Regions from separate parts of the Homo sapiens genome. Here region 2 is linked to region 1. A link is a contact called in ENCODE Hi-C or POLR2A ChIA-PET data. All regions are on one chromosome and are shown on one strand. Each heading gives the region's core, a stretch centred on a gene start or an enhancer-like site at or near the end of the contact. The rest is flanking DNA. Distances are from core to core; before and after follow the strand shown. Region 1 overlaps NEK7 (NIMA related kinase 7). Region 2 holds the start of MIR181A1HG (MIR181A1 host gene).

Region 1 (3,918 bases), core at 496-2,995:
TCCCAGAGATTCTGGTACGTTGTGTCTTTGTTCTCGTTGGTTTCAAAGAACATCTTTATTTCTGCCTTCATTTCGTTATGTACCCAGTAGTCATTCAGGAGCAGGTTGTTCAGTTTCCACACAGTTGAGCGGTTTTGAGTGAGTTTCTTAATCCTGAGTTCTAGTTTGATTGCCCTGTGGTCTGAGAGACAGTTTGTTATAATTTCTGATCTTTTACATTTGTTGAGGAGAGCTTTACTTCCACCTATGTGGTCAATTTTGGAATAGGTGTGGTGTGGTGCTGAAAAAAATGTATATTCTGTTGATTTAGGTTGGAGAGTTCTGTAGATGTCTATTAGGTCTGCTTGGTGCAGAGCTGAGTTCAATTCCTGGGTATCCTTTGCAAGGAGTTCTTATCTAAAAGTTCAGACTCTTCATCCCTATGTTGTATCCTTCTTCCTTAATTAACTTCCTTTTTAGGCTTTCCTATCTCACATACTATATATATATATATATATATATATATATATATATATATAAAAAGTACATATATACACATATATATGTATGTTTATATATTTATTAAAACATGTATATGTATGTTTTATATATTAAAACATATATGTATGTTTATATATTAAAACATATGTATGTTTATGTATTAAAACATGTATGTATGTTTACATATTTATTAAAACATGTATGTATGTTTTATATATTTATTAAAACACACATATATATATATGTATGTTTTAATGTATTCCTTGTTTATTCCCCTCACTAGAATGTAAGTTCCTCAGGTACAGGGATTATTGTCTCTCTAGTCTGCTACTGTATCGTCAGTGTGTAGGACAGTGCCTGGCATAAGTTCAGTAAATATTTGTTGTTGAGTGAATGGATGTCTGCAAACTTACCCTATGTGTCACCTACATATATGAAAATGATCAGTGATTGTGTGTATTGCGTGTATATTGTGTGATTGAAAATTTTTCTGACATTTTTAATTACAGAAGGCCTTACGACCGGATATGGGCTATAATACATTAGCCAACTTTCGAATAGAAAAGAAAATTGGTCGCGGACAATTTAGTGAAGTTTATAGAGCAGCCTGTCTCTTGGATGGAGTACCAGTAGCTTTAAAAAAAGTGCAGGTAAGATGACTTTAATTATATAAATCAATGTAAAATTATACTATGTGAATTATAGATGAGAAAAGTATATCCTGAATGATTGGGTACTGATAGCCTTAAGTTGAGAATGCTGGGAAAGATTGAACGTTGTATTTTAAAAGCCAGAAACAAGTGTAGTATGGAGTGGAAATATTAGTTTTAACACTATTTCTAGGCTTTAAAAATTTAGCTCGTATTGAACCTCAAAAAGCTTTCACAACTCTAGATTTTAAGAGGCAGATTTGAGTCATCACCATTACTTCTACCTGGACATTTAACTAGATGTTGAATACTCACTGAAGTTCTACAGCTATAGGCACTGTAGTCAGAAACTAGAGTCACAAAATGTACTGCCCGAAGTTAGTAAATGGCAGTTAAACTATACCAGCAAAAAAATGAAAGGAAAATGAAGTGAACTTTATTTACTTGGAAATAAAAACGAGGCAGATAAAATTAGAACATTGATACCTAACTTTAAAATCTCTTATTGTATTTGTGTCATTCTGGAATCAGATTTGCTCTCTAATCCAGACCCTTTCCTGTCTTCTCGAATTCATTTATCTTGCTCCAGCTCCTCTTTCCAAGTCCTGCCCTAACCCTGGAGTTGCAGTCCAACTGAGCTACCCTGGAATGCTCACTTGCCAGAGCCCTGAGTGTTTCACTTGCCCTAATGAGGTCCTCTGGCCTAGAAAGTACTTGTCTTTCTGCCTTCCAGTGTGTATGACATCAAACAGTAAATCACACAGTGAATCATACACTTTTACTTCCCTTTTTCAATTATGGTAATAGTTATTCTTCACCTGTGCTACAGACTATTTTGCTTTGCAACTCTTTTATCTTTTTTCTGCAGATACCTGTGAAATCTAAATGTCTTTTTTTTTTTAAACTTCTTAAGATGATTAGTATACTTGTGACAGCCAATATAGAGATGAACAGTTTTAATTTACATTTAAAAATGAAACTAATGATTTATAAAAGGTTTTATCTGGTATATGTGTTAGATGTAAACAATAATAGAGATACCCGCATATCCACAAGGCAGCTTAAGAAATAAACATTAAAAATATTTTCGACATGTGTGTGCTACTCCCTTCCCTCAGAGATAACCATATCCTGAATGTAATGTTTATCATTCCTTTGTTTTTCTTTATTGTTTTTCCTACATTGGTATGAATTTCTAAAATAGTCTATTGTTTACTTTTGCATTTTTTTAAACTTTACATAAATGAAGCATGTTTTATATATGTATTACACGCACACACACTCACACAGCTTGCTTTTTTCACATAGCTTCGTGTTTGAGCAATTAGTCCGTGTTGGTGCATGTGCTGTAGTTTATCCTTTTTGCTACTGTATAATATTCACTTGTTCTTGTTGATTGTTGTTTAAGTTGTTTACAGTTATTTGCTATTACAAACAATGCTTCTCTGATATTCTCATGTCTTTCCTAGTTTACACATACAAGAATTTCTCTCTTGTTTGTGCTTAAGAGTGGAAATGACTGCATCCCACAGGGGATGCATGTGTACTGCAAGTTAATGCCAAGTTGCTTTCCAAAGTTGCACTGGTGTAAGTTTTCGCCAGCAGCATATAAGAATTGCAGTCTTCTCTGTTTTAATATGCCACTCAGAGCTTAAGAAAACACAATATGGGATGTAGTTATTAGTGTTTATGAAAGAGATTACTTTTGGAACGATTATTCCCTTACAAAAGAACTCTGATTCATTTTTAAAATGGATTAAATTTCTACTGTGATCTCTGAGCACCCAGGGAAATAAAAAAGAAACTAGTGGTATTATTCCTGCCCTCCAGGGGAACAAGAGTCTATCTAGAACAGTTTAATGTTAAACCCTGTGGCATGGGTTCCTGATTTAAATAAGAGTTCACAGAATGGAGATGTCAATTTGAGCTGTTGGAATTGGTGGAATTGGAACTTAAGCCAGGCTATAAATATGAGCCCAGATTGTGGTGAGCATTGGAGCCAGACAGAGGAATTTGAACCGTAGGCAATTGAGGATGCATTGTGGACTCTCAAGTAGAGTAACAATCTTCAAAATCCATTATTTTCAAAGTAAAATTACAAGCTCAACATACAGAATAGAATGGAGAGAACATAGCTGCCAATCTGCCACAGATTGTCAAGATGGGAGGTTGGATGGATTGAGATCCATTTGGAGGTCTCTGGGGACTCTTGGATCCCTTCTCTGATTCTGAGTGTGGAAAACAGGGCTCAATTCTGTCTCTAGTGATTATATTTTACATTGCAGAACCTTCTCATTAGAAACAGAAAGAAAGAAGGGAAGAAAGAAAGAATGGAGGAAGGGGTGGAGGGAGGAAGAAAAAAGCTCTTGCTGCATTTTTCTATTGATTGGGAATTTGAATAAGTGTGAGTTAATTTGCACAATTGTATTTCCATTCAGTATTAATTGGACATTACCCTCTAGCTGCCTCTGTTTTACGCTGTGATAAACCTCAAATTACTGTAGGAAGTTAAAGTTTATTCTTTTGGATTATCCCATTCCTTTCTGCTTTAGTGTGGATATTGTGACATCTAGTTTAAACCTAATTTCTTCATAGAAGACAGAAATGATATTGTGAAGATATTCTTACCTTATTTATTAGGGAGCAACGCCTTAAACCTTTGTAAGGAGAAATATATTTGCATTTTAGACATATTGATTCTTGTGACATATTACACTTGTGCTGAACAGGAAAACCCATGGTTCTTTATTTTTAAAAAGTCATCTCTGCAGCTTAAAATACAAAATTT
Region 2 (3,664 bases), core at 276-2,775, 680 kb after region 1:
TTTCAAGCCCTCCTTAAGAAAATGAATCCTAACGTCTTGGACTTTTATAATTAGAACACAGGCTCTGCTCTGGCAGCTCTCTTTAAGCCATAATTAGTTATGTCTGGAGCCTTTGAATAATTCCTTTCAATAATTGATGGAGTTAATATTCTCTTTTAAAAATGAGGAGGACAATGTTTTTCACAAACTCTTTTTGTTGGAGGCTTTGTCATTCAAAATCTTCATCAGTCATAATCACACTGGTGTGATTTGCCTTTTAATTTCTTATAAGACTTAGCTTATAACTTTTTAAGGATGTGGATAATTCTAAAAGTAAAGGCATAATGTATTGCTAGATTACTGTAGCTGAATATAAAAAGAAAGCAGTAATGCAGGAACATTCTATCCATTTGTTTCCAATTATTTTATAAATTTAAAAACTGCATTGTATGTTGCTTCTGTTTGAACTCCATCAAAAAACCTCACTATGAATGTAAGGAACTTAGATGCTAATCATATCTTTTGCTTGCTAGAAAGAAGAAATGCCAAATTATTTTATTCTTCAAGCATTCTTCTATAAAGAAGCTTCCGCATGCTTCCTCCCCACCCCCACATCCTCACTCCACCCTATTAGGAATTTCAAAAAAAAAAAAAATCTTTATACATGGAAGGCTAGATCCTAAGACAGAAAGCTGTCTTTTCCTTCTGTCTTTACACTGGCCACTTTCAGTCGCCTTCACTTCTGCTGGGACTTTATTTCACATTGTGTGGACTACAACACCGAAACCAGTTCAGTCTCTATCCTTATTATAAAATTAAAAGTGGTGGTTAAAAAAACATATAAAGCCCTGGCTTGAAGCCATTGTTCAGAATTTAAGAGCTATTTGCCCCCAAGTGTCTTTGCAGTCTTTCATAGCTAATTATAATAACTGTCAGATGTCTGGAAAGTCTATGGTGCCCTTGTCAGTGGAGTCAGCAAAGTTTGTCTTTTATTTTTCTTGGGGACAGAGCAAATCTGATTAGACATAAAGAGCAAAAAGAAGTGAACTAAGTACATATGCGTGTGCCTTCATTTTTTCTTATGAACAAAGCAGCACACTAGAGCGATGTTCCAGCGCACAGCCTCCTACAGCTACTCTTTGGAATGCCTGACTTTTATTTTTAATTCTTTATCCTCAACAGAATAAAGTATGCAACAATTGTCCCTGGAATATTTTCCTGCCAGCTGAATAACCTTCAATATACACATGAAAGAGTACCCTTAAGAAATCTTCAAATATTGGATGTTTATGACATAAAACTATTTTAATCAGTACACTTGACGGAAAGAAAGGTATACTTACAATTTCAAAACGGTTATTTGCTCTAGTTTCTTGTCCCCGGAGGCAGAGCAGAGGCTTTTGCCAGACTGTCCATGATGCAGGTGCAGAATCCCTGTTTTCATGCCGGAGAGGAAGGTAGAAAGTGCTTCATAAAGTCACTCGGAACTCAGCCACTTGTGCTCAGACATCCCTTGCTCCTGTGGAAGCTGTACTATCTGCAGTTCTGAATTGAACTAAATTACAGCCCATGTGAAAGACAGGGGCAGTGAGTCATGTGAGAGATACAGAGCTATCCTATTGGCCACAAAGACATAGCTTAGGCATTCTGCCTTTTCCACCATTGGTGAATAGTTAAAACTGAAAGCATCTAGATCCTCCTCTTGAGCTTATTTGTCCTCTATGTGTGGAAGAATGACTGTAGGATTTTACAGTGACAGAATTAGTTAAGAAAGGGACTGAAGTCATCCTTCACAGAGACTGGTGGGAGGTGATTGGAAGCTCAGCTTTTTTAAGATTTCTTTTTTCTTTTTATCCCCCTGCCCTGCAGTTTTGTCTATAATTTGCCTGTTTGCCTGTCAGAAAAAATGTTTTTTGTATTTTTTTCTCCCTTCAGTTAACCTTGGAAGTGACAGAAAGTAAATTATCATCATATTCCTTTGCAGAACTGTCATGTTTTGAAGCACAAAATCAATTATTTTCAATGACGCATTTTCAAATTTTATTTTTACATTTACAGAGACTTTATTGTAGTTCTAAACTAATAAACTAAATTGTCCATTAGTGACACCAACAACAGAATTAACTTTTGAGTAATTATTACATTTTGGAGAAAGGAGGGCTAGAAATAACTCTGGGAAATAATAAAAGGCAACAATATCAAAACAAATCAAATAAGGGGCTTTAACTAAGAAGGGATAAAGAAGAAATATATTTCTCCATCAAAGTCACTCTTTAATTTACCACTTTATGTAAGGCAGAATGTCCAGAAACTGCCAGTCAGAAGGTATTTTTAGTTTTGCTAGGATTCTTTAATTCACCCAATTCCTTAAAAATACTTAAATGTGTTTGTAAAGATTTAGAGGCTGTAAACTACCTTAGAAGTCATCAAGTCTCACATTCCCTATGTTAAAGGTGAGGAATGTAGCCTCTGACAGTAGTGACTCTCTTCATAACACTGATCCACCGTGTTATGCAAAATAAATGAAGGAAACATTGAAATAAATACTAGTTTGCTCTGTCTTACGTACCTACTAAGAGCCAGTTACCTTCTCATTTAATTCAATAATTGTACAACCCATAGAATAAGTTTGACTACTTTCATTTCTCCTCGGCAAAAACAGACTCAAATGTTTTACTACCATGGTAGTGCCTGGATTTGAACCCAAGTGGCTGATTCCATACCTACTTTTTCCAACTAGGTATGTGTCCTTCCAAATAATGATGGTTGTCACTTATAGGTTCCTTCCTACTGTATGGCAAGTAATGTGCAAAACCCTTTAGAGCCCCTCATTCAGTTCTCACAACTGTTAATGAGTCAATTATTCTATTTTGCTGATTTCATTGATGAGGAAATGAGGTGTATACTACTCAGTATTATGTAGATGGTAGCTGGTAGCATGTGATTCAAATCAGCTCTGATCTGTTTTACACACTATATGGATTCTCATCACAGTGTTAAATAAGACTTGATTTTTCCATTTTTTTTTTCTTGTCTAATATATTAGAATATTTTGGCATAAATATGGAATATTAACTGTGGTCATGTCATTATCTGGGTCTGTTTGGTTCAGACCCAGATCATACCATTAAGTGATCCATAGGGGACTGGAAATAAGCATCAGAGGAGCAGTCATGGAACCATATTTATCTTGGGGCCCTACAAGCAGCCTCACACAGGGTCTTGCAATCATAGGAGCTTCCACATCAGTTGAAGGGGCACATGCTCTCAGAACATCAGCCTGGGTATTAATGAGTCCTACTGCTGGTTCAAAATCTGAAACCCACTGTTTAGCAGAATAAGTACCAGATCATTTCAAAAATAGTGTCAAAAATTCCATTTCAGCCAGATATCAAGAGCCACCAAGGAGTTTCCTGAATTGTAACCCTCCTGCAGCAGCTGTAATCATACAAATGGGAAATTTGCATTGGCTCCCGCAACCCTTGTGGGGTTTGTTTGTAGATGGGAGGTGATTACTGAAGTGCAACAGCATCTTCACCTGCACTTTCTAAAGCACACATTGCTGTTGCTCAGAGTATCATATAGGACAGGTTAGGCAGGTCCCAGATAGCATCGGAAGAGAGTTTTTAGTCCTCTTCTGTTTTGAATACTTTTGCTTCTTTCCATAAGTGCTGCTTACTTTCCT

Evidence for each region. Hi-C counts contacts between places; a loop is a spot of excess contacts on that map. ChIA-PET counts read pairs that join two places held with the same protein, here RNA polymerase II (POLR2A). Pooled maps may share reads with other maps.
Region 2: a pooled map shows a loop between it and region 1 (3-fold over the local background). The contact joins the promoter of MIR181A1HG here to the enhancer-like site in region 1. A Hi-C loop is called at or near these places in 5 of 37 single-sample maps with no recorded cell type and 7 of 50 pooled maps. POLR2A ChIA-PET finds 5 or more read pairs at or near these places in 1 of 52 experiments (activated CD4-positive, alpha-beta T cell).

Annotation. Positions count from the first base shown.
Region 1 is chr1:198,252,051-198,255,968 of GRCh38, forward strand. It overlaps NEK7 (NIMA related kinase 7), which reads left to right. Exons shown (of 10, transcript NM_133494.3): 3 at 990-1,130. Among named protein-coding and RNA genes, the nearest start is that of NEK7, 97 kb to the left of the region's middle. Within about 2 kb of position 1,746, at least 4 of the 41 ENCODE cell types and tissues checked have a DNase peak (open chromatin) inside an H3K27ac peak, as active enhancers do.
Region 2 is chr1:198,935,904-198,939,567 of GRCh38, forward strand. It overlaps MIR181A1HG (MIR181A1 host gene), which reads right to left and starts at 1,526. Exons shown (of 3, transcript NR_040073.1): 1 at 1,323-1,526. RefSeq lists enhancers at 1,317-1,376, 1,777-1,826.